Regions from separate parts of the Homo sapiens genome. Here region 1 is linked to region 2. Evidence: chromatin loops called from intact Hi-C (ENCODE). Cell type or tissue: uterus. All regions are shown on one strand. Each heading gives the region's core, and the rest is flanking DNA. Links, peaks and the distances in the headings are about the cores only.

The links. A loop is a pair of places that touch in the nucleus more often than their neighbours do. Peaks named below come from ENCODE experiments on the same cell type or tissue, not always from the same donor. Only the 100,000 strongest peaks of a DNase experiment are listed, where the experiment ranks them.
Region 1: it touches region 2 in a loop (7-fold over the local background); 7 of 110 quality-filtered maps call a loop at or near these places.

Annotation. Positions count from the first base shown.
Region 1 is chr9:86,950,975-86,953,783 of GRCh38, reverse strand. It overlaps GAS1RR (GAS1 adjacent regulatory RNA), which reads right to left. Exons shown (of 7, transcript NR_049794.1): 2 at 2,785-2,809. Among named protein-coding and RNA genes, the nearest start is that of GAS1RR, 3.7 kb to the right of the region's middle. In uterus, for the core only: no CTCF peak of the experiment used is centred there; no DNase peak of the experiment used is centred there.
Region 2 is chr9:87,127,019-87,129,827 of GRCh38, reverse strand. No RefSeq gene overlaps it. Among named protein-coding and RNA genes, the nearest start is that of LINC02872, 20 kb to the left of the region's middle. In uterus, for the core only: no CTCF peak of the experiment used is centred there; DNase peaks (open chromatin) are centred at 1,377, 1,667 and 2,578; H3K27ac peaks cover 1,920 bases.

The DNA.
Region 1 (2,809 bases), core at 145-2,644, 180 kb after region 2:
TTGGAATGGGTCTTTCGAACTGCGTTTTTTTTTTTGTTTTTTTTTTTGAGACAGGGTCTTGCTCTGTCATCCAGGCTGGAGTGCAGTGGTGATCATAGCTCACTGTAGCCTTAACCTCCTGGGCTCAAGTGATCCTCCCTCCCCAGCCTCCTGAGTAGCTAGAATTATAGGCACGCATCACCATGTCTGGCTAATTTTTGTCCTCCCTCCACAGCCTCCTGAGTAGCTAGAATTATAGGCACGCATCACCATGTCTGGCTAATTTTTGTGGGTGTTCTTTGGTAGAGATGGGGTCTCGCGATGTTGCCTAGGCTGGCCTCAAACTCCTGGCTCTAGTGATCTTCTTGCCTAGGCCTCTCAAAGTTCTGGAATTACAGGAATGAGCCACTGCACCAGACCTCAAACTGCTGTAACACTGGTAGTGACCTTGGACTTTTTCCTGAGGAGTCACTATAAATTTTTAAGTGGAGTAGTGATTTCATCCGACTCATTTAACATCAGCATGGAGGATTGCTTTAGAGTAGTTATTCCAAAATGCTGTCTGAAGATGCAAAAGTTTCTGAAGAAGTTTCCCCTGTGTCGTAAATTCAGTTAAAATGAAAAAAAAAAAAATAGGACAATATAGTAAGTCCTTTAAATATCTAAATGTATTCAACTCGCCTGTATTCTCTGGTTATTCTTTCTCTGCCTTTGGGGTTTCAAATCCTCTTTATTTAATAAGACACTGGTGTTAACAGATGGTAGTAGTAGGTTTGTTTGTTTGTTAATGCTTGATAAAATAAAAAGTTGGCATCTTTTTTTAAAAGATATTCCAGATTTTTTTTGAAAATAAACGGATCTTTGAAATCTCAAAATCTAGCAACCACTGATGTTGAGTGGTTGAGGCAGAAATATGCCATTGTGTGTGTGTTTGTTTTTTTCCATAGTACACATTCCTTGGCCCCTGGGGAAGAATTCAAGTGTAATGAAGTTGGCACAGGCATATGTATTTTGAAAAAGCTCCCGAGTCCTTTAGAGATGCTTCTCTGGTTTACAATCCCTGGTTTGGAGGAGAGTTGGGAAAGACCTGGTATTCAGCAATGAAGAAAACCTTGAAGAAACCAGGACATGAGAAGACAGGGAGGGTGAATGTGAACAACATTTTTCTTAGATGGAATTAATAGGGCTCAAAGATGCGAAGATGGTCCTTGCCGAAGATATAAGCAAAGCTGGGGTTCAGGAGGAGGCTCCAGATCATTAGCTGGGAGAATGACCCTGCTTTACTGTGCATGAAAGGGATTTCCTTCTACATGAGGTTCCCATCCTTCTATCTTGTTCCCAAGAATTAATTCTTCTTAAGAAGGCAACAGACAAAGGGAAGACTTTTGTGAAGAATGAGGTAAACCTTCAGGATACAAAGTCTAATGTAGAATTCTAGAGTAGATGGTGCTTGGTTTCCATGCAGTATCTGCCACAAACTGAAGTATTAATATTTTCTGGTTTTAAGAATGCAAGTAAATAAAGAAAACAAGAGAGTGAATGTGATATGGTTTGGCTCTGTGTCCCCACCTAAATCTCATGTTGAATTATAATCTCCAGTGTTGGAGGAGGGACCTGGTGGGAGGTGATTGGATCATGGGGAAGGGATGGAGGGAGTTCCCCCATACTGTTCTTGTGAGAGTGAGTTCTCAAAAGATCTGGCTGTTTGAAAATGTGTAGCACCCCTCTCCTTTGCTCTCTCTCTCCTGCCAGCCATGTGAAGAAGTGCTTGCTTCCACTTGCCTTCAGCCATGATTGTAAGCTTCCTGAGGCCTCCCCAGAGGCAGAAGCCTATAAAGCCTTCTGAACCATGAGCAGATTAAACCTATTTTTTAAATAAATTACCCAGTCTTTATAGTAGTGTGAGAACACACTAATACAGGGTGTCTGTGACTTAAGACTTCTGCTAAGTGGTTAGAGCCTCTGACAACTCCAAATGGCCAAGTGACATATTGTTGAGTCCTCTGAGGGCAGAAGTCTATCTCCTCCTACTTTATCTGGGTTATGTTGCTAAAGCACCAAAAGGTAATTGGTATTTGTTGATTGAGGTTTTTGTTCTTTCACTGAACCAGTCAACCCTTTTGGAAATATAATTTTATATTTTAAAACTTCAGAACTATTCTGTATTCTTTAATCTCTCAGGGTCTTTATTACTGTTCTTTGTAGTAGAAATGATTTGGACTAGTTCTGAGTTGGCTGATTTAGAAGACAAGAAGTGCTGATTCTTCATTCATTCAACTTATCAAATATTTTATTGACACCTATGATGAGCCATTAATTGAATGTAGAATGTGAAGAAAAGGAAAGAATTCAGGCAGATACTAGCATCTTTCACCTAAGCAATTGGACAGGAAGAAAAGTTCTAATGCTCTATTGTTGCATAACAAACCATCTCAAAACTGAGTGGCTTAAAAGAATATTTTTTTGTTATTTCTCAGGATTCTTTGGGTTGACTGAGCTAAGCTCTGCTCTTCTTGCTTGAGGCAAGACCAGAACTAGAGAAAGGTGAGTGTAGTGTCTAAAGTACAAAATTTAAGGAGGCACTCACTCTTGGAGTCTTGGAGCCCAATTATGAAGGTCAATGCCTCCTTACATTTTGCACCAAAATGCCTCACTTGCTTCACGCTGATCTTGACCCTGGCTTGGGGTCTCTCTCATGTGTCTTCAGTAGGATGGCAGCTAGAGCTGGAGTCACCTGAAGGTTCAGCTGGGCTGGACATCCAAGTTAGTGTCTCCACTCACAAGTCTGGTGCCTTCTTCACTCACATGGCTGAAACAGCAGGGAGCTGGC
Region 2 (2,809 bases), core at 243-2,742:
AGCATCATTTGTTATTTGGAAAACGCAAATTAACATTCCAATAATATTTCACATTCATCAATTCACAAGATTTAAAATCTCTGACAAATCCCAAATATTGGAAGTATATGGAGAAATCGCAATTCTAATGCCCTGTTAGCAGAAATGTAAATTTATATAAGTACTTTGAAAATGATGAGCACTGAATTTATTATCGTGACTTCTCTCTGTAGAAAATAGGAGGAGAATGGGACTGGGAAAAAGTCATATACAGTAAACTTCAACTATATTTGAAATGCATTTTTAAGTACTTTGAAATAAATACAACATAATGCTAAGATTTGCTCAATCCAGCCATTGGGAACAGGCTAGTCACTGAGTTATTCTCTGTTCTCATTTCTATATATGAAATAACCTTTGTAACTAACAAAGCCAAGAAGTTAAGCATAAAGAAGAGAAGAGGCCTCAGAGAGCATGTGATGCTCTCACACTCCAGGGCATATCCAGACATCTGCAGGGCTGCTAAACCACAGATCACTGGGTCCCATACCAGAGTCTCCAAAGCAGCAGGTCTGGGAAGGGCCTGAGAACCTGCATTTCTGACAAGTTCCCAGGCAGGGCTGGTGCTGCTGATCTGGGTCCCCACTTAGAGAACACTGATCTCATCCAACCCTTCATTCTAGAGACAAGGAGCTCAGGTTCAGAAACGAGACATCATTTTTCCTCCCTCAAAAAATACTTGTATTAGGCACAGCTCCAGTACTGGTGACACAGATCTTAGCAAAACAGACACAGTCTCTGCCTTCACGGAAATTTTGTTCAGTTACAAAAGGGGTGGAGCATTTAATCAGCACGTCCACAAATAAGGAAACAAGATAATTGCAGACAATGGTAAAGTCTAAGAAGAAAATAAAACGGGGTAATGTCAGAAAGAGAGCGTGAGCAGGGTGGGAGTGTCATTGCATGGGATGGTCAGCTGCAGTGTGAGGAGGTGATATTTGTGTTGAGGTAGCAGAGAGGAGAAGGGACAGTTGAGGGAAGATCAGGGGAATGAATTGTGGGCAGAGGAAGGAGAAAGTTCCGAACCCGACACAAAAAACAAACAAGGAAATGTAAAGGGCTAGTGAACATATGAAAAGAAGTTTAACATTATTAGGTATCAGAGAAATATTTAGTTATTAACTATTTCCTAAACAACTAATAATTATTAGAGTAAAGCCACTTTGGTTAGATTATAGTGAGCAGAGAGGCACATGGAGACCAAGGTGAGAGGTAGGGATTTTATCCTTGTTGGAGGCCTGGATGTCTTGATGTCTAGGTTTTCATAGTTCATCTCTCCATTCATGCTCCAGGTTCTTCCCACCAGCCCATGCTGCACATGTGTCAAACACAAATTAAATGTAGTGCAAATAAAACACAGCCACCCCTTCCCCACTCTCTGTGTCAGTGCATCACTGCTCTCATGCTCTGCTAAAGCAAATAAAATAAATCTTTCAAAAGAACTCTTTCCACATCTGAAACATTTTTCAAGAGTGTCAGAACAATGGTCAGAGATATTAATTTGCAAATAAAATTTATTATGTTTTTCCTGTGTAGAGGTGTTTTCTTACTTTTGAGAGCCAAGGAGACAGATTACATCTATCATCAGTGAAACATAATAGATATACAGTGACTCAGAGTCCTCCGCGGGCCATCAAAGTGTCATACACAAATTTTCTTGAAAAATTTCTAGTGCTTACATCTTTGATTCATTTAGCCAATGTGTACATATTAAGCCTTGACTTTCCTTGGTGTTTCCATCTTTCTTTGACAGATAGGCACCACTTGATTTTCTCCTTTTGGACTAATATATGACCCAAACCACCATCTCAGTGTGTTTGTAAAAATATTTTAAAATAGTTATCAACGCCATCTTTCATGAGCACATTTGTCTTCAGTTTCTCAATGTTTTTATTTTGCAATTGGTATTGTGGCCCAAAGAAGATGGTCAAAAGATGGATGATGACTAAGTCAATCTGATACAGGGGTTCTATTATTATAAAATGCTCTCATTAGTTAATTTATTCAGGAAACACATGTTTCTTGGTCATCTCCTATATTTCAAAGCTATTGGAAAACAGCAGTGAAACAAACAAAGCCATTGAGCCATTGTTATCATGGAGCTCACTTTCTTGTGGAGGCAACAGATGACAAACCAATAAATATCCCATGTCAGGTGGTGGTGAATGTGAAGGAAAAAGAAAACAGGATAAGTAGACAGAAAAAGAAGGAAGTATCTGTATACTTTAAATAAATTAGAGAGGATTGTCTTTGATAGTGACATTTATTTATTTAAAATGGACAAAAACTGTATATATTTATGGTGTACAACATGATGACTGGATATATGTGTATACCCAATGTGGAATGGCTAAATTAAGCTAATTAATGTGTCCGTCACCTCACATGTTTATCACTTTTTGGTGGTGTGATGCTGACATTTCAGCAAAGCCCTGAATGAAGCCAGATGGACAATATCTGGAAGAAACAAATAAATAATGATGTCCTGAGATGATAGCCTGAGTGGCTGGAGCAGAGTGAATGTGGGGGAAGAGTTGCAGGATATGAGATAGAGGCAGGGGCCAAATCAGGGAGGGTTTTATAAGCTACAGTGAAAACTTTGAATTTTATTCTGAGAGGGATGGAAGCCCCTGGCAGATTTTGGGCAGAGAAATTATAGGTCCAATTTAGAGCTTAAAAGTACTTTGGTTTCTGCATTAAAACAAAAGAAAAATAAAGTGTGTGTGTGTGCACGCGCACACACACACACACACACACACACTGAAGAAAA